Regions from separate parts of the Homo sapiens genome. Here all the other regions are linked to region 3. The links are chromatin contacts, found by Hi-C or POLR2A ChIA-PET in ENCODE. All regions are on one chromosome and are shown on one strand. Each heading gives the region's core, a stretch centred on a gene start or an enhancer-like site at or near the end of the contact. The rest is flanking DNA. Distances are from core to core; before and after follow the strand shown.

Evidence for each region. Hi-C counts contacts between places; a loop is a spot of excess contacts on that map. ChIA-PET counts read pairs that join two places held with the same protein, here RNA polymerase II (POLR2A). Pooled maps may share reads with other maps.
Region 1: a pooled map shows a loop between it and region 3 (18-fold over the local background). The contact joins the promoter of ABCA3 here to the promoter of FLYWCH2 in region 3. A Hi-C loop is called at or near these places in 1 of 168 maps with a recorded cell type or tissue (CD4-positive, alpha-beta T cell), 1 of 37 single-sample maps with no recorded cell type and 5 of 50 pooled maps. POLR2A ChIA-PET finds 5 or more read pairs at or near these places in 4 of 52 experiments (CD8-positive, alpha-beta memory T cell, OCI-LY7, WTC11 and 1 more).
Region 2: a pooled map shows a loop between it and region 3 (4-fold over the local background). The contact joins the promoter of ZNF598 here to the promoter of FLYWCH2 in region 3. A Hi-C loop is called at or near these places in 1 of 37 single-sample maps with no recorded cell type and 2 of 50 pooled maps. POLR2A ChIA-PET finds 5 or more read pairs at or near these places in 2 of 52 experiments (HEK293 and activated B cell).
Region 4: a pooled map shows a loop between it and region 3 (3-fold over the local background). The contact joins the enhancer-like site here to the promoter of FLYWCH2 in region 3. A Hi-C loop is called at or near these places in 1 of 50 pooled maps. POLR2A ChIA-PET finds 5 or more read pairs at or near these places in 5 of 52 experiments (CD8-positive, alpha-beta memory T cell, HEK293T, WTC11 and 2 more).

The regions. Positions count from the first base shown.
Region 1 is chr16:2,339,320-2,345,405 of GRCh38, reverse strand. ABCA3 (ATP binding cassette subfamily A member 3) reads left to right here and starts at 4,678. Exons shown (of 33, transcript NM_001089.3): 1 at 4,678-4,833. It also overlaps the pseudogene ABCA17P. RefSeq lists silencers at 4,368-4,827, 4,998-5,057.
Region 2 is chr16:2,006,405-2,012,640 of GRCh38, reverse strand. ZNF598 (zinc finger protein 598, E3 ubiquitin ligase) reads left to right here and starts at 2,820. Exons shown (of 14, transcript NM_178167.5): 1 at 2,820-2,903; 2 at 2,905-3,016; 3 at 3,018-3,117. The coding sequence starts at 2,894. LOC124903626 (a long non-coding RNA gene) reads right to left here and starts at 2,756. Exons shown (of 2, transcript XR_007064941.1): 1 at 2,539-2,756; 2 at 2,053-2,333. RefSeq lists silencers at 416-611, 2,702-2,921, 3,012-3,441, 3,452-3,521 and enhancers at 2,462-2,621, 2,146-3,094, 4,994-5,941.
Region 3 is chr16:2,878,781-2,884,933 of GRCh38, reverse strand. FLYWCH2 (FLYWCH family member 2) reads right to left here and starts at 1,719. Exons shown (of 4, transcript NM_138439.3): 1 at 1,568-1,719. RefSeq lists silencers at 1,284-1,343, 1,434-1,603, 2,104-2,573 and an enhancer at 2,302-2,802.
Region 4 is chr16:2,363,087-2,368,707 of GRCh38, reverse strand. It overlaps the pseudogene ABCA17P. Among named protein-coding and RNA genes, the nearest start is that of ABCA3, 25 kb to the right of the region's middle. RefSeq lists an enhancer at 1,434-1,783. Within about 2 kb of position 2,732, at least 2 of the 41 ENCODE cell types and tissues checked have a DNase peak (open chromatin) inside an H3K27ac peak, as active enhancers do.

The sequences.
Region 1 (6,086 bases), core at 3,429-5,928, 540 kb after region 3:
GGAAACTATAAAGAAACAGGCTAATAAATCTGATTACATAAAAAAAAACAACTTTTCTTTGAAAAAAAGGTAAAAAGCTGACAGACAACCTGGGGAAAACACCTGTAATACATTTGCAAAAGCACCTGTTCCATTGAGCCTAGACCCCGCTTTCCACCATTGTATCACATTGATGGAGAGTTTTCCAAACACAGGAGAGAGGTTCAAATGTCAAATGTCCAATTTTCATTTCTGAAAAGAAAACTGAAGAATCATGCCCACAGAATATCATTTATGGAAAAATGATAAATAATGCTACACTTGTATAGGCTAATCTATATATGTGTGCAAATACATTTAAAAAACTTTAAGAAGCTTATTTACCAAACTATGACCATGGAGAGGAAATCAGGGAAGGGGATGGCGGTTACAAAGAATTTTGGTTTGCCTATTAGTTTGAATTTCTCAACAAGAATATATTCATGTAACACTTGTTAAATTTAAAATTAATTTGAGAGCATGCAAATCATCCATAAAAATCATCTCCTCAAAATTTCTAAATGTTTAAAACCTAAGCAAAATAACTATTTTAAAGCGAGTGATTTGGTTTAGACAAATATAGTTAGGAAACAGCTTACTTATAGTTTCTGTACTACTTAATAGTACAAAGGAAATCCCTGAATAATTGAGATAGTCCATGTATTAATGCCCATTTTTGCAACTCATAGTCTGTATTGTCTTCAATTGCTGTATCTTTGCTTCTAACAACATATTGTTGGGCACTCTGAATTCTATTAAAGTATAGATGGTGGCTTATTCACATTTTTATTTCAAGTTTCATCTGGCATATAGTAAGCACACAGTGAAAACTAAATCGAATTAAGCAACTCTGTTTTGTGAGATCCTTCAAAACACATAAATTTCATTTGTTGGGCCGGGTGCAGTGGCTCATGCCTGTAATCCCAGCACTTTGGGAGGCCGAGGTGGTGGATCACCTGAGGTCGGGAGTTCGAGACCAGCCCGATCAACATGAAGAAACCCCGTCTCTACTACAAATACAAAATTAGCCAGGCATGGCAGCGCATGCCTGTAATCCCAGCTACTTGGGAGGCTGAGGCAGGAGAATCGCTTGACCCCGGGAGGCGGAGGCTGCAGTGGGCCGAGATTGCGCCATTGCACTCCAGCCTGGGCCACAAGAGTGAAACACCGTCTCAAAAAAAAAAAATGTTCATGCGTTTGTTTCCAAAGCATACAGTATAATGCTTAGATCACTTATTGAGCCCTTGCCGAATGCCAAGGACTTTTCTAAGTCCTGTACTTTACATGTTTTAATGCATCTAATCCTCACAACAATTCTGTGAGGAATTGTTATACAATCCTCATTTTATACTAGGAAACCAAGGCACAGAAAGGTCCAGTAATTTGCCTAAAGACATTAAGAGCTGGAATTTAATCTGAGGCAATATGGCCAGAGTTCAGTTTTAACCATTACAATATAATGCTTCCCAATCACTGAATGAAAGAATATGTGTACAGCCCTTGGTCTACAATGCGTCTCTGAATTATAACATCATTCCCAGGGAAACAATCAAAGAAGCCCTATTCTAAGATACTGTATTGAATATCAGCAATTTGGGTACTGTTGTACGATACAATAGATAGACAGATAGATAGATAGATAGATAGATAGATAGATAGATAGATAGATAGATAGATAGGGTATAGTATTTGTACCCCTTCAAAGAATTGGGAGCTTATTGGTTTAATTATATCTAGCCGACTAGTATAATGGCTAGGTTTACTGCCTTTTGTGAAGCTGTAAGATTTGTTTATGAGTGTCACCATCCACTATAATGTTTACCATCAATCTTGAGAGAAAAGAAATGTTTGAACCATAGTAACTTCAAGGAGTGTATCCTTCAATTTCTCAGCATGTATTCATGGTATATGGATGTGAGTGTTTCCATATAAGAGAGGGGTAGAGTCCAGGAGCCTGAACACGGAGGTTGTCATCTCAGCTCTACTGGGTGACTCTGAAGAAATTATGACCTTATCTGGGCCTCCATCTGGAAAGAAATGACTAGGTGGAGCATCTAGGTTTGCTTTATTTTTTCAGTAGTGGGCCTTGAGCACAATGTGATGAATTATCCAGGGATTGTTGAAGGGCATCAAAAGGGTCCAGCTCACTGTGGGCAACTGTTTTTTAACAGTTCAGAGCCTGAAATTTTTGGGCATAAGATACTTTTCCCAGTGGCCTTCACACCCTCCCACCTCATGATTGTGATTATAATAATTAACAATTAACCTGGCAGAGTTAAGAAAAAAGATATAAAATTAGTACCCTGCAATTGTCTGTCTTGATCTGTAAGGTCATCCTTCTTCCAAAATTCCTACCCTATCTTCCATCTAAGGTAAATTCTGAGTCAGCCAGTTCTGGTACTGGATTTGGTTACAGAGAATTGGGATCCAGTTTTGAAAAGGCCGGAAAAACGTGCAAGGTCTAACAAATTCAATTTGGAAATGGCAAGGATTGGTTTTGGAAAGAAAAATGACTGAGGATATGACCGGGTGAAGACAGGGCCAAGCAGCCAAGTTCACATCATTTTCTGGGACGAAGCAGAGAATGGGGAAGACATTTTGGATGGGGTGTTGCAGTCTGTGAAGACTGATGGGGAAAGGGGGTTTTTAGGATGTTTGCAGCGCATTAATAATCCACTCCCCCACCCATCCTGTAACTGCATTCAATTGTTTGGGGTTTTTTTTCCCCCTGTATGCTCATTACGGAGACTAGGCTATGTAAATCCCTAGCTATACTCACATTATATACTACCATTTATTTGGCATTTATGTGTCAGGTATTGTAGTAAGCACTTAAACATGCATTTTCTCATTTGACCCAAAAAAGAAAAGAATACACCAACAAAAAACCTTTGAGTTTGCTATTATTATTAATTACTATTATTATAATTTCAATTTTAGGGATAGGAAATTGAGACTCAGAAAGATAAAATGACATGTCTACATTAATTGGTGGGTCAAGATCTGAAGCCAGGTCTCTGTGATTCCACTGAACAAATTATTTAGCATGAGCCTCCTCCGCCCCAGGCACTCTAGGACCCTGGATCTAGGCATGAACCTGACGAAGTCCCTTTGCTCGCGGAATGGGCTATCCAGAACATCATCAGAGTGAAAGGTGCTATGTACACAGTAAAATGGGGAACGAGCCGCTCAAACCCTACTCCATCAGGACTCTTGGGGGTGGGCGATTTCCGCCCCCGGCCCGGGGCGTTGCATTAGGTCGGGGCCGTCGGGTCGTGGTGCCGGCGGCTGGCTGGGCGCGGGGCTGGCGGTGCGGGTCGCAGGCGGCTCCCAGCGGCAGGACCGGCAGCAGCCCTCCCTCACCCGGGGCGCCGGGACCACGGACGCACCTCACTGTGGTCCGGCCGCTGGCGGCGCTCGGGGACCCATTGGCCCCGGCCCGCGGCAACTGTCGGCCCCGCGCGGCGCCCGCCCTCATGCTGGAGCCCGGGAGTCCCTCACTCCACCTCTCCCTGCCACGCCAAGGGGGCCCGCCCCTCCCAGGCTCTCCTGCCTGGGGCGACCCAGTCCCACGACCCGGTCCGGCCCAGGGACACCCCGACCCACCTCCCCACTCCCGTCCCGTTAGACCGCGACCCGTCCCTGGGACCGCCTAATGTGACACGCCCGGGACCCTCCCTGCAGGCGACTCCCTGCAGGGCCCCCGCCCTGGACACTCCCTCCAGGTGACCCCGTTCCGCTCGCTCCGTGAGGTGACCCCGACCCTCTCCGGACCACCTCCTCAGGTGACCCCGACCCTCTCCGGACCCTCCCCGACCCTCCCCTCAGGTGAACCCGACCCTCCCCGGACCATCCCGTCGGGTGACCCCAACCATCCCCGAACCCCCCCACCCTCCCCTCAGGTGACCCCGACCCTCTCTGGACCCTCCTCACAGGCGGCCCCGCCCCACCCCGGGACCCTCCCGCCAGGTGACCCCGACAAGGCCGGGCCCTCCTGCCTGAGGTGACTCCTACCCGGCTGGGGACCCCCGAGGCCTCCCTCGCTCCTTAAGTGAGGGCGACTCCGCTCATCCCGGGACACCGCGCCTTCTCCTGTAAACTCGACGCCTGCCCCGACGGCCGAATTCCAGAAGGTTCCTCGCCGCCGCCTCGCCTTCGGTCGCGCCCCAGCGCCCGGCCAGAGGCGGGGAAGCCCTTCCCCCGGTGCCAGGAGTGACGAGGGCCCAAGGAAAGACAGTGCGTGAGGAGAAATGGAGAAACGGCCAAAGTCGAGTTTCCGGGTGTGAAGACTTCCACTGCTGCGAAACGCACGTGCGCAGAGTCATTCCTGTCAGAGGCCACCGCGCCCTCGCTCGGCTACCGCCGCTGCGCGCCCCCTGCTGGACATAGGCGCGGGCACAGAGCAGTGCGCAAGCACGGGCTGCCGCGCGGCCGGGTGCGAACCGCGTACTCGCAGGGTGGCTGACTGCGCACGCGCAAGTCAGAGCGCCCTCTGCCGGGCATGGGCGACATGCAGGGGGCACCGCGCAGGCGCGGGGTTGGGCTGGCCGGAGCGGCCGAGGCGGCCGGGGGTGGACCGGGCACCTGCAGGGGCGGCCGACTGCGCACGCGCCATCCGCGGCGCCCCCTGCAGGAGCCGGAGCGGCCGCTGCGTCCGCCAGTAGCGGGTTGCAGGCGCACCCTCCCCTCCAGGGCGGCCACGCAGCTGTCAGTGCCGCCGCCACTGCGAGGCTGGAGCGGAGCCCGGGTGGCCGAGGGAGGGGACCCCGCGAGAGGGCCGCGCGCCGGCCGCCGCCGCCCCGGCGCCCAGGCTCGGTGAGTGCCGCCGGGACCCGCCGCTCGCGCGCTCGTTCCCGGGGCTTGCGGTCCCCACCCGGGTCCGCCCTTCCCACCCTCGCCGGCCAGCTCGGGCCTCGGGCCCCCCCCAGCTCCGGCCTGGCCTGCGGGCCCCTCCCGCGACCCCGCATCCCCTCCGGCCGCGCCCGCGCCCGCCCCTCCTGCCGCGGCCTCGGCTCCGGGCGCTCCCTGCAGGTGCCGCTCCCTCAGCGTCGGCTCCCATCCGAGCCTTGGGCGTGTCCCGCACTGCGGGCAGTGCCTGAGCCCGCGCCGCGCGGGGAAGCTCGACCCTGCGGAGACTCGGCACGGCCCGGGCCCTCTGTGTGCGCCCAGAAGGTGGATATGTAGCGACCGACAGCCCCGGCCCCGAGGGATGCAGGCGTCCGCCGCGCACTTGCGGAGATGGCGCCGCTTTCCGGCCGCAGGGATGCCGGGCGCGCGGTGGCAAAGCCGCCCGGGTTGGATTCCGCCTGCTCCCACCCTCTGGTTCCGAGGAGCCTCCAAATCCGAATCCAAGGCCCACGGTCCGCGGCGGGCGTTTGCTGCGCCCTCCACTGTGTGGGAACGGGAAAGGGGAGCCGCTAGTCCAGGCGGAGGGGCTTGTGGCAGTCGCCGGAGGCCGCGTTCTCGGCGCCCTCGGTCAGGACGCCTGTGTGCATCGCGTCCGTGTGTCTTGGCTCTGTTCCAAGCCGGCTCCACGCTTCAGAAGGGCCGGGACGGCCTTATGGTCAGGGGCGTGGGGAAGGCGCTTGGTGTCTGTCGCACAGATGAAGCCATGTCCTCAGGGGGTAATTGCCGCTTGTTCTCCGGGTTACGTCCTGGACTGTGCACTCCGGGAAGGCGTCGATTGGATCTTGTTGGGGTTTGTGTTCCTGGAACTCCAGAAATGCCCGCTGAGTGAGTAGCCGAGACCCCGCGACAGCATGGAGCCCAGGCAGGGAGCACGTGGGAGAGGTTCACTCTTCTCCTGGGCATCCCGTCATTTTATTCAGATAGTCTGGGCGCTGCCTTTTGTAAACTTGAAAAGACTAAGACTGTTTTAGAAAGTTTGCCTCATGAGAAATGTAAGAGAAAGGGAAAAATAGATAAAAATGGATGTCATGGGAATCTCCCCCACACTTTCATTTTTAACTTCTTAGATAATTTTTCTTTTAAATTGAACCTTTGCTAACTCTACCTGAAAAACAGGACGACGTCTCTCCCTTCCTAAAGTGACTTACCACCATTCTGAC
Region 2 (6,236 bases), core at 1,571-4,070, 870 kb after region 3:
GGCAGGAGAATTGCTCGAACCGGGAGGCGGAGTTTGCAGTGAGCCGAGATTGTGCCATTGCACTCCAGCCTGGACAACAAGAGCGAAACTCCACCTAAAAAAAAAAAAGCTGGGCGGGGTGGCTCACGCCTGTAATCCCAGCACTTTGGGAGGCCGAGGCGGGTGGATCATGAGGGCAGGAGATGGAGACCATCCTGGCTAACACGGTGAAACCCTGTCTCTACTAAAAATACAAAAAGAAATTAGCCGGGTGTTGTGGCGGGTGCCTGTAGTCCCAGCTACTCGGGAGGCTGAGGCAGGAGAATTGCTTGAACCTGGGAAGTGGAGGTTGCAGTGAGCCAAGACTGTGCCACTGCACTTCAGCCTGGGCGACAGAGACTCCATCTCAAAGAAAAAAAAAAGATTGGACCACTGGCCTCCCCCAGAGTCAACTCTGAAAGACAGAAAGCAGCCATGAGCCAAGGAGTTCGGGCAGCCTCTAACAGCTGGAAAAGGCAAGGAAGCAGATTCTCCCCTGGAGCCTCCAAATAGGAATGCAGTGATACTGACACCCTGATTTTAGCTCAGTGTGACCCACGTTAGAGTCTGGACTCCAGAACTAAAGATAATACATTTGTGTGTTTTAAGCCAAGTTTGTGGCCTTTTTTTTTTTTTTTTTTTTTGAGATGGAGTCTCACTCTGTTGCCCATGCTGGAATGCAGTGGCGCAATCTTGGCTCACTGCAAGCTCCACCTCCCGGGTTCACACCATTCTCCTACCTCAGCCTCCGGAGTAGGTGGGACTACAGGCGCCCGCCACCACACCAGGCTAATTTCTTTTTGTATTTTTAGTAGACATGGGGTTTCACCGCGTTAGTCATGATGGTCTTGATCTCCTGACCTCGTGATCCACCTGCCTCAGCCTCACAAAGTGCCAATTTCAAGCTGGGATTACAGGTGTGAGCCACCGCGCCCAGCCAAGATGTTGAACTTCTTACATCCTTACAATAACTTTTCCCAGTTTTCTTTTTTTTTTTTTGAGATGGAGTCTCACTCTGTGGCCCAGGTTGGAGTGCAGGGGCGCAATCTCTGCTCATTGAAACCTCTGCCTCCTGGGATCAAGCGTTTCTCGTGCCTCAGCCTCCCGAGAAGCTGTGACTACAGGCGCATGTCACCACGCCCCGTTAATTTTTGTGTGTTTTGGCCAGGCACAGTGGCTCATGCCTGTAATCCCAGCACTTTGGGAGGCCAAGGCAGGTGGATCAAGAGGTCAGGAGATCGAGACCATCCTGGCGAACATGGTGAAATCCTGTCTCTACTAAAAATAAAAAAAAAAAATTAGCAGGGCGTGGTGGCGGGTGCCTGTAGTCCCAGCTACTCAGGAGGCTGAGGCAGGAGAATGGCGTGAACCCGGGAGGCGGAGCTTGCAGTGAGCCGAGATCACGCCACTGCACTCTAGTCGTGTGTGTTTTTTTTTTTTTTTTTGAGATGGAGTCTCGCTCTGTTGCCAAGGCTGGAGTGCAGTGGCGTGATTGTCGTGATCTCGGCTCACTGCAACCTCTGCCTCACGGTTTCAAGAGATTCTACTGCCTCAGGCTGCCGAGTAGCTGGGACTACAGGCACATGTCACCACGCCCGGCTAATTTTTGTATTTTTAGTAGAGATGGGGTTTCACCATTTTGGTCAGGCTTGTCTCCAATTCCTGACCTCAGGTGATCCCAACCTCCCAAAGTGCTGGGATTACAGGCGTGAGCCACCACGCCCGGCCTAAAAATTTTTTTTGTGGAGATGGAGCCTGACTGTGTAGGCCAGGCTGGTCTCAAATTCCCAGGCTCCAGCAATCCGGGCCACCCAGCCTCCCAAACTGCTGGGATTACAGGCTTGAGCCACTGTGCCTGACAGCTTTTTTCAAGTGGCAAAATTGGGGTTTCAAGCCCATTTGTGTCTGTTTCTAAAGTCCAAGTTCACTGGGCATGGATCACTTGAGCCCAGGAGGTTGAGGCCTCAGTGTGCTGTGATCGTACCACTGTGTTACAGCAAGAGCAAGACCCGGTCTCAAATAAAGTAAGTAAAGTTCAGGCTCATTGATACAATTTACTGCCTCTTTTCCAGTAGGGTTTAGATCTGGACCTGCCTTCTGGATGGCAGAGGGAGGGAGGTCCTGAGTGTGCCTGGCCCTCAAGGGTAGGGAGGAGGCCCTGTTACTGCAGCATCCATCCAAACACGTCCTGTGCTGGGCCCAGCGTAAAGAGGACAGGTTCCGTTCGTGCCTTCCAGAGGCCCCTTCTGGGCAGGCCTGGCGAGACTGCCCTGGGCTGCGAGATGGACGTCACCACGTGCTGCCTTTCACGTTGTCTTTCATGTAGGGATTTAAACAGGGCATTAGGGAAGTGGAGGCGGGACCACGCTTGTGTGTGTTCCAAATACCAGAGACCGGTTTCCTAATAAGGTGGCCAGATTTAGCAAATACAAATACGGCAGGTCCACTTAAATGTCAATTTCAGATAAGGAGCAGCATTTTAGTATGAGCCTAGCCCATCAATATTTGGGCTATACTTACACTAAGACATGACCCCTTGTTCATCTGAGATGCAAACCAGTTGTGCCGTGTTTCATCTGACAACGCCAGTTCGTGGAGCCCGGCGAGTGTTGACGTGACACGCGTGGCCCAGAGGAGCCCGGGGCTGGCCGCGTGGCCGCGCGGACCTTCGAGCGGTCGGCTCATGGTAGAGCGGCCTCTATCAGGGCCACCGCTCTAGCCGGCGCCGCGCTGAGGCGGAAGTCGCGACGCGCACTTGCGCCGGGCGGGCCCGTTGCTGGGTGGGGCGGTGACGTTTGCCCGGAAGGGGCGGGCCCGCCGGGAGCCAGGCCGCTCGGCGCCACGACCGGCCGAGAGGGGGGCCGGATCCCGGACCATGGCGGCGGCCGGGGGGCGCCGAGGGGCGGCGCGCGGACATGGAGGCGGAGGCGGCGGCAGCTCCTGAGCGGGGAGGCGGGAGCTGCGTGCTGTGCTGCGGAGACCTGGAGGCCACGGCGCTGGGGCCGCTGCGACCACCCGGTGTGCTACCGCTGCTCTACCAAGATGCGGGTGCTCTGCGAGCAGCGCTACTGCGCCGTGTGCCGCGAGGAGCTGCGCCAGGTGCGGGGCGCCGGGGGCGCGGCCCGGGGGCAGCGGGGCTCCCGGCGACCGGATGGGGACTTTGCCTCACTGAGGTCCGGCCGTGGGCCCGGCGGCGCCGGCTTCCGAGAGAGGCCTGGTGGGGCCACCCAGGGCGGGGTCCCGGCCGTGCGGCTGACGGCGGGGCGTTGGGGCTTGGAGGCCGGAGGCGGCCGAGCGGGTTGCAGGAGGGGGCAAGCCCTGTGGGGACAGCCTGGGGACTTCCCCCGTGTCCCGGGGGTTCCTGCCGGGCCTCAGGAAGGGTCCTGATCAGATGGAGAACTCGGTGACCTGCTCGTCTTCAGGAGTTTATTTTCCAGGGTCCTCCATTCGAGGAAACAAGGCAAGGGGGACTCTGCGGAGGCCATCCGTCCTGGAAGCAGGGCGTCAAACTCTGGGCATTCTCAGCCCAGCTGTGTTTCTGGGCCCCCATTGGATGACCCTGAGCAAACTCCTTCCGAGACTGACGTTTTCCTCTGTGGAGTGGAGGTGACACTAGCCTCGGAAGGAGACCTGCCCGTCGGAGGGGAAGGCCCCCTCGCGCTTCTTGGCGGGAAGGGAGAAAAGTGTTAGGAAGTTGTCCTCCTCCTCGCCGCCGCCCCCCGCCTTTGGCGCTCATCTCCGCAGTGAATGGGAGACGTTTTTGACTGTACAGACTTGGAAGCCGTGGAGGGGTCAGAGGGTACCATGCAGCGTTCCTCCACCCTCACTGCACTGCCAGCTGCTGGCTGTGGGCACCTGGCTGGAGCCCGTTGGTTTGCTGAGCTTAGAGATTTGTTTGCTTCCAGCATTGTGAAATTCCCCCGGTTTGTTCATAGAAGGCTTCGGCTGGTGACATCTGCCAGGAATCTAACTTTCTTCTCCCCAGAAGTGATGCAGAGCAGTATTGAGGTGTAGGTTCTTTCTTTTTTTCCTTTTCTTTCTTTAAGTAGACGTTTACATCAAAGGAGTTGAAGAGATGCTGCAATTCTCTGAGCAATTTGTGGGCTTATAGTCTGTGCCCTTTTTGGAAAAAGACATTTGGAGATTCTATCAGTCTGTCATGTGACAGGAGGAGGCCGACCCAGACCCCGGGGAGATCTGGGGTGCAGGAACAGTCACAGAGGACCTTGGCCCGTGGCTTCCTCAGGGCGCTTCCTGGCTTTGCCAGGGCCTGCCTTGCCAGCCAGTCCTGCATAGCATGACCTCACTCTCCAACAGCTAGGTTTCCCAGCACACCTGTAGCTTCCTTCCGGAAAGAAGACGCTAAGGAGTTCTTGGCACGTGAGGTCCCGACCCAGGCTGCAGGTCTGATGCAAGACATGAGTGAACATCTGCGTATGCTTACTGTGGCAGCCTCTGCCCGCTCTCATTCCTTGTAGGCCCCACGCCCTCCAGGAGCTCTGTGGCTGGGGGCTGCGGACATGAGCTGTCAGCCGGGGTGTGGTTTGGCACTGGGTGCCCCCAGCCGGCTTCCTCTAGGGCCTACCCCGCCTTACTGGGCTGAAGGAGGGGCTCCTGGAAAGTTTGCTGTTTGCTGGTCTCCTCTCCTTTGCATTCGTTCTATTTTCTTCCCATCTTGAGCTTGCCGCCTCACTCTAGTCTCCTTTTTCCTTACTGAGTTCAGCACCATCCCCTGAATATATTCTGTGTCCCATGCGTGCTCAGGAATTCCCACTGCAACCCTCAACTCCTGAACCCTGGCGTTGCCTTGGCCTCCCTTATGGGACTAAGGTTTTGCGAAAATTGTGAGGAAAGTGTCCAGGATGCCGTGTGGAATCGGCTGGCTCCATGTGCTTGTTAGTTCCACACACCTGGACCCAGGCCTTCCCTGTGGAGGCTGCAGCTGCTGCTCAGGCCAGGAGCCAGATGGGCCTGACCCCTGGCAGGTGCTCAGGGTGGAAGCCGAGGCAGGCTCCCCTCCGTGGGAGGTGGGGGCGCTGGTCTTGGCCATGGCTGACAGAGGTCCTGGGGTGGTGGAGCCCCACGTTCTGGGCCTCTTTCCTGGCTGCGTCTTTCTCAAGGGCCGGTTCCTGCTGTTTGCATCTTGCTCTCCAGCTTGCTCTGGTCCCTGGTGTTACTGCAGGAGTCCTGATGAGGCTGCAAGCCCCCCAGGGCAGCCCACCTGCACCTTACAGGCAGGCAGTGGGAGGGGGCGCAGAGGGCCAGCCCACAGTTACCCAAGGTCCCAGGTCAGGAGGGTGACATGCTGGCTTGGGTCATGCTTTCCTACTCCTACTGCTCCCCCTCCGCCCTGCTCCCGTCCCCCGTGGCCCTGGCCCTATCTGTAAAATGCTCCCTGCTTCTGCTGTCCCCCCACCCCGCTCCCGTCCCCCATGGCCCTGGCCCTCTGTAAGATGCTCCCTGCTGCTGCTGTCCCCATCTGGGCTCCTTGGAGGTCTAGACTCTCTAGATGGCCCTGGGAGCCAACCCCAGGGTCCCCCTCCCCACGTGTGGGCAGGCCCTCACCGCTGTCCTTTTGTGTGCCCATGACATGCTGGGGAGTGTAGAGCAGCAAGGCCCCAGGCAGACACCACACCTGTCCCTGTGGGGGGTCTTGGGGGCCTCCTGTTCCTAAGCAGGCCTCACCCCATTTGCCTCTTGCTCTCCTTGGGGCCTAGCTTGGCCGTCTCCAGGGCTCACGTAGAGTGCCCTTCCCCTCATCATTTGCTGCATAGCCCATCCCCAAGCCTCTCCCCATGGGTTCTGTACTTCTGTCCTCAGACACGTGACCCTCTCCTGCTGGGGCGACCTAGACCTGTTGTCTCCCTCTGTAGCCCCAGCCATCTCCCCCCTGCCCCCACGTCCCAACCCAGCCATTTCCCTCCAGCCACCAAGTCCCACCCCAGGCATCTCCCCCAGGCCCCCAAGTCCCCTACCCATAGCCATCTTCCCCTGGCCTCCATGTCCCCTACGTCCCCTACTCCCAGCCTGGCTGTGCTGGAACCATCAGGCGGGGGAGGGTCTTGCTGTTTGGCTCCTTAGTGGACCGTGCCTGACTCCACCCTGGCCACTGTGCTGCGGGGCGCAGCCTTGTCCAGCCCCCTCCTCACCCTCAGGGAGGGCGATGCTGGCCATGCCAGGCTGCACTGCTGTCCCACTGCCCGCTCCTGAGGTCTGGG
Region 3 (6,153 bases), core at 470-2,969:
GTTCCCCAATGTCACTATCCCTAAGAATCACCCGGAGTTTTTTTTTTGTTTTTGTTTTTTAGACGGAGTATCGCTCTTGTCGGCCAGGCTGGAGTGCAGTGGCGCGACCTTGGGTCACTGCAACCTCTGCCTCCCGGGTTCAAGCCTTTCTCCTGTCTCAGCCTCCCAAGTAGCTGGGATTACAAGCGTGCACCACCACACCCGGCTAATTTTGTATTTTTAGTTGAGACGGGGTTTCTCCATGTTGGTCAGGCTGGTCTCGAACTCCCGACCTCAGGTGATCCACCCTCCTTGGCCTCCCAAAGTGCTGGGATTACAGGCGTGAGCCACCGCGCCGGCCCCGACTAATTTTTGTATTTTTTTTTTTTTTTTTTTAGTAGAGACGGGGTTTCACCATGTTAGTCAGAATGGTCTCTATCTCCTGACCTTGTGATCTGCCTGCCTCGGCCTCCCAAAGTGCTAGGATTACAGGCGTGAACCACCGCGCCCGGCCTGTGTTGCTTTAAGCCACCTTATTTGTTAGGACAGCAACAGGAAACTAATACAAGGTTCAATCCCTCACTGACGATGTTCTGGACGACAGGACCCCTGCCTGGTGCCTCATGGTGGACCCACAGAATCATCTTCATACGCACGGGGGAGAAACATCACTAATGTCCACCAGCACCGGCATCCTCAGCCGCGAGGACAAATCCCTTACCCTCCCAGCAGGTTTCATCTGCGTAACGGAAATAGTGGTGAATTTATCAGGGGCTGTTAATAGATGACAGGCAAGGGTGAAGTCATCGCAAAAGTTCCCAGACGATATGGACAGCTGCTCCCCAATAATTACTGCTCCACGCAGTCCACAGCGGGGCTGTTATTGACCCCGACAGGATGACGGGACACTAAGGTGTGCAGTACACGTCCTCACAGGGAGATTTAAAAAACCGGCAGTGACCCCTGCCCCAAGAAGGCCAAGAACTGCTACTCTAAGGTGTGCAGCGCGGAGCTTCCCCACCATGGCAATTTCAGCCATGGCAGCTCCTTCCCCTAATCACCAGGGCTCAGAATCTTTATTTCACTCCTTTACCCAATGCAATTGGCATCAAACGCGGGCTGGGCTGCGCCCAAATGGTCCCAGCTCCCCGGCTCTCTCCTCTCTCAAGAATACCCACACCCTGAGGCCCCGAGTGTCTCCCCCGCCCCAGTATCTCACGCCTCCAACTCGCTGCCGTCCCTGCAGGGACCTCCCGAGCTGCAACCGTGGGACGAGGCCGGCGGGGGTTGGGGGGTGCCGGGAAGGCAGCGCTGGGCGCGGCGGACACGGCCAGGGACCGGCGGGCGAGTGCGGACCTCCTTCGTGTGGGGGTGTTGAGGCTTTGGACAAGGGACTGGAGGGGGTGGGGAAGGAGGGGCGAGAGGCAAAGAGGGAATCGCGGGAGACCCCACAGGAGGCGGCCTGAGCACCAGGACGCGGACCCCTCCTCAGCACCCGCAGCCCTCGGGACCCCCGAGAGAGCCGGGCCGGGGACTCGTCCATGCCGAGGACGCAGGACCCTCCCCGCCCGCCAGGGCCCGTCCTCACCGACGACAGCGGTGCCCTCCCTCTCCGGCGACAGCGCCGCGGCGGGTCCCTCAGCCTCCGCGCCAAGGGCCCCAGCCTCAGCTCGCGCTGTTACCTCAAGCCGGGGTCACAGCGCGAGCATGCGCAGCAAGGCCGCGGGTGCCCTGTCTTCTGGCTGGGGCCGCTCCTCCGCGTCTTGCCCGTGCGGCGTAGAGCTGGCGTCCGGCCAATCGGAGGGCGGAGGCGGGGCCAAAATTCAGTAAGGGGGCGGGGACACCCGGGATTGAGTGTCGCCGTCAGGGGCGGAGCCTCGGGGGACCTGCGGCCTGGATCCGGGTTGCGGGCGAGGTTATCCCAGCACCAGTGGGTTGGGCTTCACTGCGACCCCCGGGCTTCCTCACGGATTTGACTCCGGCTCTCTGCGGGGAAAACTGGAGCATTTGTTTAAAGGTTTTGCTCTCCCCCGTCGCGATACCGAGCGTGCGGAGGGAAGGTGTTTAGGCTCATGGAAGCCACTGCCTTGCTTTAAGCTCTGCATCCTTGACGACGCAGCAGCCTCATCCGCGCCATTGGTCCAGCCCTCGTCTATTAGTTTAGCCCCTGCCCATTGGTCCAGCCCTCGCCCAATAGTCCCGCCCTCTCTCTGTAGTTCAGCCCCTGTCCATTCATCCTTTCTCGTTATTGGTCCAGCCCTGGCCCATTGGGCCCACCCGTGCCCACGGGCCCCGCCCTCTCCGTGCCCAACCACGTTCACCCGGCCCAAGGGGTGCCCGGGACACTCGCCATCCTCCAGCCACCCACTGCAGTGGGACTGGGCTGGGTCCGGGCACAGGGAGCTGTGGGGCCCTGGGCGCTGCTTTCCTGGGACACTTGGCTGCAGCGTCCAGAGCGGCCCCCGCACAGCCCCCTAGGCTCACCGCGGCTCTCCCAGCCCCGCGGGGTCGCCCCCACTACCCCGGCCACCTTGGTCCCCCTAAGCCTGGCTCCGCGCCCCGCCCCCCTCGCTCTAAAGCGGCCGCTGAATGTGCCACCGCCCCAGGGCTCCAGGGTCCAGGTCGAGATCCTCTGGGGCCTCCCGCACCTTCCGCCTTCTCACGTCCGAATGCCAGCGTCGCTGCACGCCCTTCCTCTGCCCTGCCCCTCCCGGCCCTGGCTCTGCAGGTCTCTGAATCCCACCGTGGACTCCGCTACCAAGGCTCCCGCTGCCCCCATCCCACTATCCTATCTCCCCGGGCATTGTCTGGTGTCATTCAAGGCCTTTGTGCTTTTTTTTTTTTTTTAGAAACGAGAATTGCGCTCTGTCGCTCAGGCTGGAGTGCAGTGGCGTGATCTCGGCTCGCTGCAACCTCTGCCTCCCGGGTTCAAGCAATTCTCATGCCTCAGCCTACTGAGTAGCCGGGATTACGGGCGCCCGCCACCACGCCCGGCTAATTTTTGTACTTTTAGTAGAGACGGGTTTCACCATGTTGGCCAGGCTGGTATTGAACTTCTGACCTCAGGTGATCCACCCGCCTCGGCTTCCTAAAGTGCTGGGATTACAAGAGTGAGCCACCGTGCCCAGCTACCTTTGTGCATTTATTTGCTGTTATCTATTAATCATTCACAGACTACTGGTTGTTTTTAACTTGATGATGTTATAAATATCTTTGTATATGAATCTCTGATGTCAAAGATTTTTTTTTTTTTTTTTTGAGATGGAGTCTCGCTCTGTCGCCCAGGCTGGAGTGCAGTGGCGTGATCTCTGCTTATTGCAACCTCCGCCTCCCGGGTTCAAGCGATTTTCCCGCCTCAGCCTCCCAAGTAGCTGAGATTACAGGCACCGGTAATCATGCTTAATTTTTATATTTTTGTAGAGATGGGATTTCACCATGTTGGCCAGGCTGGTATCAAACCGGAGTTACCTCCGGTGATCTGCCCACCTCGGCCTCCAAAAGTGCTGGGATTAGACATGTGAGCCACCTTGCCTGTCGAGATATTAAAGATTTTTTTTTTTTGAGACAGAGTCTCACTCTGTTGGCAAGACCGGAGTGCAGTAGCACGATCTCAGCTCACTGCAACCTCCGCCTCCTGGGTTCAAGTGGTTCTCCTGCCTCAGCCTCCCAAGTAGCTGAGATTACAGGCGCCTGCCACCGCACCCAGCTAATTTTTTTGTATTTTTAGTAGAGACGGAGTTTCACCATCTTGGCCAGGCTGGTCTTGAACTCCTGACCTCGTGATCCACCCGCCTCAGCCTCCCAAAGTGCTGGGATTACAGGTGTGAGCCACCGCACCCAGCCAAAGATTTCTTGAAAGTCTTAAAAGAGGTCAAAGGAGGCAAATATTTTTAAAAGCTTTTTAAACATGTAGCCAAATTGTCCCCAAGGAAGTGCACAAGCTTGGGGTTAGATGCTTGGGTTCAAGTCCCTGCTGTGTCAATTGCCAGCTGTGTGAATGAGCAATTACATCCCCTCTCTGTGCCTCAGTGTCTTCACCTGATAAATGGGGGTGATAACGCACCCACCTCCTACAGCCATTGTGAGAATTCACAGAGTATTGTCATGTGGACTGATAAGAGTCTTGGTTGTTTTCTGTTTCTTTTTGTTTTTGTTTGAAACAGAGTTTCACTCTTGTTGCCCAGGCTGGGGTGCAGTGGTGTGATCTCGGCTGACTGCAACCTCCACCTCCTGGGTTCAAGTGATTCTCCTGCCTCAGCCTCCCAAGTAGCTGGGATTACAGGTGCCCGCCACTAAGCCCGGCTAATTTTTTTTGTGTTTTTAGCAGAGACGGGGTTTCACTATGTTGTCCAGGCTGGTCTTGAACACCTGACCTTGTGATCCACCCATCTCGGCCTCCCAAAGTGTTGGGATTACAGGCATGAGCCACCGTGCCTGGTGAGTCTTGGTTTTAAAATTTATATTCCTTAGTCCAGCAATTCTCAAACTTTCTGGTCTCAGAACCACTTATGACACAGGATTTTTCAGTGCCCCTTAGTCAGCCAGAGACCTCCATGGCCAGCAGCACCCCTGTTCAGGCCTCCCTTGGCCTGGGCTCGGTGCAGGAGACACCCCACCCATTCCGCCATTTGTGTCATGTTACAGCTCTTTCAATCCCGCTGCCCCCCTTGGGTCCTCAGCTTCAGGGCTGGCCCAGCCCACTGCTATTTCCTCTTGCCTGGGCAGGTTCTGGGGGTGGGTGGAGGGCTACAGTGTTACAGCCTTTTTCCTACCAGTGGTAGACCCTCCAGAGTTCTTGTCCCACATCCAAGAAGAATGAGGTTATGCTGACAGCCAGTGGGTGAGCAGGGTGAAGAGTTTTATTGAGCTAACAAACAGCTCTCAGCGAAGAGGGGACCCTCTCAAAGTCGGGTAGTTCCCCCCGCCATGGTGTGTAGACCCCAAGTGTGGCTGAGTCTGAGGTTTTTATTGGCTCAGAATGGGGGAGTGCATGCTGATTGGTTTCTGAGTATGCAAAAAAGGCTTAAAAGGCACTCAAAATTGGGCATGACAGTGTAAACAACCAGTTAGGGAAGGGTAGGTGTATGTAAAATAGGTGAAATGTGGGGATCAGTCAGAGGAAAGTGGGCCACACGGGAAGAGAGGTTCTCAGTATGTTCCATGAATTTATCAGAGACTTGTAGCTTGGTTTTCAGGCTTTAAAATGTCTTTGGTTTGAAGGCCAGTTTCACCAGGGATGGGATCTGTCTCTGTCTGCCTGGGGATTTGTCTGCCTCCTGCCGCCATCATTTTCACTGTTAGTTATTGAGACGCTCAGAGAGATTTTAGTTATGTGGGTTACATCTATCAATATTTACTATATAGAAATTTAGGCTGGGTGCAGTGGCTCATGCCTGTAATCCCACCACTTTGAGAGGCCAAGGCAGGTGGATCACCTGAGGTCAGGAGTTTGAGACCAGCCTGGCCAACATGGTGAAACCCAGTCTCTACTAAAAATACAAAAATTAGCAGGGTGTGGTCGTCGTGGGCGACTGTAATCCCAGCTACGTGGGAGGCTTGAACCCGGGAGGCAGAGGTTGCAGTGAGACAAAACAATGCCACTGCACTCCAGCCTGGGCAACAGAGTGAGGAAAAAAAACAAGACGGCTGGGTGCAGTGGCTCACGCCTGTAATCCCAGCAGTTTGTGAGGCTGAAGCAGGCAGATCATGAGGTCAGGAGTTCGAGACTAGCCTGGCCAACATGGTGAAACCCCATCTCTACTAGAAATACAAAAAAATTAGCCATGTGTTTTGGCATGTGCCTGTAATCCCAGCTACTCCAGAGGCTGAGGCAGAATTGCTTAAACCAGAGCCGCGGGTGGCGGTGGCAGGTTACAGTAAGCCAAGATCATGCTACTGCACTTCAGCCTGGGCGACAGAGCAAGACTCCGTCTTGGAAAAAAGGAACTTAAACTGATAAATTTAAAAACAGATTTATTAAAAACAGTGGTAATTAACCCACTGTATATCTTTAAACCAAAGGAATCAGTGAGTGGCAGTGTTTACACTTTTAAAAATCACTTTAGTGGCTGGGCGCGGTGGCTCACGCCTGTAATCCAAACATTTTAGGAGGCCGAGGCAGATGGAGCACCTGAGGTCAGGAGTTTGAGACCAGACTGGCCACCATGGTGAAAC
Region 4 (5,621 bases), core at 1,483-3,982, 520 kb after region 3:
TCAGCATGGCTCCCCAAGAAGAGAGGACTATGGCAGCCAGGAGTCAGGACCTGGCTTTGGGACCACATGCCAGCCCTTGGGACAAATAGGAACTCCTGGAAAAACTCCAACCTTCTGGCATTAATTTTCTGTCCTCTTATCCTGAATGACAGACAGGGAAAAGGAGATTTTCCCAGACTAGAAATGCAGATAGGGAGATTCATGAGAGGGAAAGGGAGAGGGCCAGCCAAGACCAAGAGGCCTGAAGAACAGGAACTGGGATTCTGCACCAGTGTTGCAGATGGGGCAGGGAGGATGGAATAAGAATCAAGGCAAGATCTAAAAGCATCAGTCAGAGTAAATAAAATCAAAGTGAAGCATCAGCCAATGAACAGGCCAGAAAGAGTTCAGGGATTCCCCCAAAGCAGGAACAGACTCTTTGGAGCTGCACAGACATGCAGAGAGTCCCAAGAGTGTGGATGATTATCTTCTGTTTCTTCTTCATTAAATTAAATGAGACGGATGAAATGCAAAGGATACAGTCAGTGGAGATTGTAATGGAGGCATGTTAGACATAGATCATACAATATGACATGCGTGTTGAACAGGACATGTGTTTAAAAAGATAGAATAGGGCCAAAAGTGGTGGCTCATGCCTGTAATCCCAGTAGTTTGGGAGGCCGAGGTGGGCGGATCACCTGAGGTCAGGAGTTCGAGATCAGCCTGGCCAACATGGTGAAACCCTATCTCTACTAAAAACACAAAAAATTAGCCAGGTGTGATGGTGGGCACTTGTAATCCCAGCTACTCAGGAGGCTGAGACAGGAGAATCGCTTGAACCTGGGAGGTAGAGATTGCAGTGAGCCGAGATTGTGCCATTGCACTCCAGCCTGGACAACAAGAATGAAACTCCATCTCAAAATAAAATAAAATAACCAAATAGGAGTGGTATTTGCAGGTGGAAAAGGGAAGCCGAGAAAATCTTAAACATGCATAAAGCACAGATCATGTTTCCTCCATGATGACAAATGTCACTGCTAAATTGGCCACCCACTGGTCCCTGCACTCCTTGTTCCAGTAAAATGTTTCCATCCTTCCTCCAAACAATTCAATATTGTTACAATCAAATCCATAACTACTGTTTTTACTTGCTCTAGAATGTAAGCAGTTTACTGAATGTCACATTTCTAAATGTAACTCCTTCAACCTCTTCTGAAATGCTAGTTTATGTGCTGGCAGCAAAACAAACAAAACAACAAAAGTGGCCATGCTCTTTTTTTTTTTTTGAGACGGAGTTTCGCTCTTGTTGCCCAGGCTGGAGTGCAATGGCCCAGTCTCAGTGCACCGCCACCTCTGCCTCCCAGGTTCATGCAATTCTGCCTCAGCCTCCTGAGTAGCTGGGATTACAGGCATGAGCCACCACACCCAGCTAATTTTGTATTTTTTGTAGAGATGAGGTTTCTCCATGTTTGTCAGGTCTCGAACTCCCTACCTCAGGTGATCCACCCGCCTCAGCCTCTCAAAGTGCTGAGATTACAGGCATGAGACACCGCGCCCAGCCACGGCCATGCTCTTAACACGCACAAGCTTCGGGGCTTTCTCACCAGGACTTCCCCCAACAGCAAATGGAAATTCCCGGGGTTCTTGGCGTGGATTGGGAGGGTAAAGAAAGGATGTGCACCAGCCTTCTATGTCATCTTGAAAAAATATATTCTTCCCCAGTATAAAATTCTTCTGAAAGTAACTGAAGCGCAATTGATACTTAACCTATGAAGAACAAAGAGAAAACAAATTCGGTTATGAACTCCTGAAACTCAGCAAAGGCACAGGACAGAACAAATCTGTGCTTGATGTCAGCTGTAACAGGATGAAGGATGCCCACACTGGCAGGTGTCCCCTGGGAGACCATGCTGCAACAGTGGTCTTCCCTGTGTACTCTGGAAATTCTCCGTGGTGCAAGCCTGGGAAACATACAGCCGCTCCTGAGCCCCCTTCAGGAATGGTGTGCTGCAGAACAGTTCAGAGCAAGGGCTCTGGAGCCAGACCACCCAGATTCTAACCCCAAATCTCCTACTGAATAGCCTTGACACCTTGGGCAAATTACATAAACTTCATTCCTCAGTTTCCTCATGAGTAAAATGGGGATATTAACAACGTCTACCTCATAGGCTACAGTAGGATTGAACCAGATGGTATCTGTGTTGCCTAGCATTAATAAATGCTTGAAAAACATTGTTGGTTATTTTATTAACATGTCTCTCTCCATCTACCAATAGCCCATGCAACTTCCAACAATTAATCATCAGATACACTGTACAACACAAAAGCTATACATGAGTGGTTTTCCCATCCCAGAACATAAACCAAATATTCCCATGTTTACAACATGAACTTTTCCTTAAACAAACTCACACTCATACCATATCTGAAGTCCATAAGATTATTAGTAATGACAACAATAACTAATCCTTCTGGAAAGTTATTTTGTTCCAGGCTTTGTTCTAAGCACTTTATAGGCATAAAACTCTTTTAGCCCTCACAACAATAAGGACACCGAGGCCCAGAAATGTTTTTCCAAGGTTACACAGCTGGTGAGTTGCAGGGCTGGAATGCAAGTCTGTGGAGGCTGATCTTGTAGTCTGCATCTGTCATCAGGCAGTTTAATATACGCCATCCTGTACCCTCAGGATAAAGGCTTGCTCACAACAAGCCTTCTAAAGAATTTGAAAACTGGAAGGGACCTCAAAGTCTAGGTTGTAAGACATGAAACACAGGAGCCCTTGCATATCTCCTTTGGAAATAAGATGACAAAGCTGCCACAGAGAAAAGCCGGGGGCAGGTCAGCCAACAAGACTGCAGAAGGAACACATGCTCAAGTCTCGGCAGCACAGTACAATTGTTAGAGAAAGGATGTTCTTACCGCAAGTGGCAAAGATCCATTGCTGTCATTGACGCTGTGGTCAAAAACAATTCCTGCCAATATGTAGAAAGCTTTGGGATCATCAATTATATAACGTTCAAACAAAGACACTGAAGAACAGCCTAAAACTACAGAGAGAAAAATCCCATCAGTGAGTGGCTGGTGTGAAGGCAAAGGCTACCCAGCTGCCCGCTTTCTACTTAAGGAGACTTAAGATCGACAGCTGACTGCTCCATTAACTCCAGCATTCGTTCTGCAAATACACGAGCAGAGAGAGACAGAAAATAAGGGAGGTAAGTTAAGGGACATGAATCTCATTATTTCAAGTCATAACTTTAACTGGGAAGTCTATAGTCCCAAGAACTGCTAGCAACTATCTTGGGGCATCAAGAAAGTAATGCTAAGAAGGAAGAGAATTTAAGTGCTGATCACATGATCTGAGACCTGGATCAAGCCTTGTGGTTTTTCATTAAAGAATGAGTTTTGTTCTTGTAGGAAGTTTAAGTTCACTTTTATCCTTTCAAGGCTTGTTTCTAGCCTGAGTTTTACATGTTGATTATTTTATTTTTCATTTCTAGAAGTTCTAGTTCCTTTTTTCTCCCCAAATTTGCTAGGTGACTATAATGACATGCTACCTATAAATCCTTTTACGTTGTCTTTTATTTCTTCAAACCAGCTAAACATAGGGATTTTATAACACGAGACTAATAATTCCATTATCTGGAATCTTTCCAGGTCTGTTTTTGCTGTCTGTTGTCATAGTGATAATCATCCTTGGTGTCCTGTTTCCTAGTATGTTTGCTCACTGACCTTGATACTCTTGTGGTGAGTCTTGAGATACAGAAGGAGGGTACATTATTCCAGGAAAAATATATATTTGCATCTGTCAATCTGAGTCCCACTGTCCCACTTCACAGTTCGAGGGGTTTTTCTTTTCTTCTTTCCTTCCTTCCTTTCATTCCTTCCTTTCCTTCCTTTCTTCCCTTCCCTCTGCCCTTCCTTCTTTCCTTCCTTCCTCCCTCCCTCCCCTCCTTCCCTTCCTTCTTTCTTCCCTTCCCCTCCCTCCCTCCCTCCCTTCCATCTTTCCTCCCTCCCTCCCTCTCTCCCTCCTCTCCTTCTTTCTTCCTTCCTTTTTTTTGACAGCCAAGTGATGTGAATTTGAGCTACAAATCTCAGAGCTAGGACCCTCCCTGCTGTGCTCAGTTCCAAGGCAACATTCAGGCAGTCGGGGGCATGTTTACATCCAGCACAACCTTACATTAAGTACCACCACTACAATGTAAGCATATGGGGTCCTAGATTTAAGGGGAGATAGTCTCATGATATACACCCCACCTTGAATGGGACTTAACTTTTTCTTCTTTCCCTCTGTGCCTTACAAGTCTATGAAAACGAGCATTCGATTTCCCCTAGTATGATGAATGTTTGATCAAAAGCAGTTTAGGGCCTCCACTGATCTCTTTGGGTTCTTTCCTTCATCTAGATTTTTTTTCTTTTTTTTTTGAAATGGAGTCTTGCTCTGTCTGATCTCGGCTCACTGCAACCTCCATCTCCAGAGTTCAAGTGATTCTCATGCCTCAGCCTCCCAAGTAGCTGGGATTACAAGTCGCACCACCATGCCCGGCTAATTTTTTGCATTTTTAGTAGAGACAGGGTTTTGCCGTGTTGCCCAGGCTGGTCTTGAGCTCCTGAGCTCAGGGAATCCGCCTGCCTCAGCTTCCCAAAGTGCTAGGATTACGGGCGCCACTGCACTTCAGCCTGGGCAACAGAGCGAGATTCTGTCTCAAAAAAAAAAAAAAAAGAAAGAAAGAAATTTCATAATCTCATATGTATAAGGTAACTGAATTAGAATACATAGTATTTTAGGATACCAGACAAGCATGAAGCACAACTTTCTTTTCTTTTTTTTTTTTGAGATGGAGTCTTGGCCTGTCGCCCAGGCTGAAGTGCAATGGCACGATCTCGGCTCACTGCAATCTCCACGTCCTGGGTTCAAGCCACTCTCCTGCCTCAGCCTCCCAGGGAGCTGGGACTACAGGTATGTGCCACCACGCCCGGCTAATTTTTTTGTATTTTTAGTAGAGATGAAATTTCACCATGCTGGCCAGGCTGGTCACAAACTCTTGACCTCAAGTGACCCGCCCACCTCGGCCTCCCAAAGTGCTGGGATTACAGACATGAGCTACTGCACCCGGCTGAAGCACAACTTTCAAAACAGTGATTTCCCCACATTTTACCACTGAGGGCATTTTTATTTTTTATTTTTTTAGAGACAGGGTCTCGTTCTGTTACCCAAGCTGGAGTGCAGTGGTGCAATCATAGCTCACTGTAGGTTCAAGAGATCCTCCCACCTCAGCATCCCAAGTAGCTGGGTCTACAAGCATCAACTACCATACCTGGTTAATTTTTTATTTTTTGTAGAGACAGGGTTTCACTATGTTGCCCAAGCTGGTCTCAAACTCCTGGAACTGAAAGCTTTTAAAAGAATTATCCTCACTCAGGCTGGGTGCAGTGGCTCATGCCTGTAATCCCAGCACTTTGGGAGGCCAAGACGGGCGGATGACCTGAGGTCAGGAGTTTGAGACCAGCCTGGCCAATAAGGTGAAACCCCATCTGTACTAAAAATAGAAAACTTAGCCAGGCGTGGTGGCGGGTGCCTGTAATCCCAGCTACTCAGGAGGCTGAGGCAGGAGAATTGCTTGAACCCGGGAGACGGAGGTTG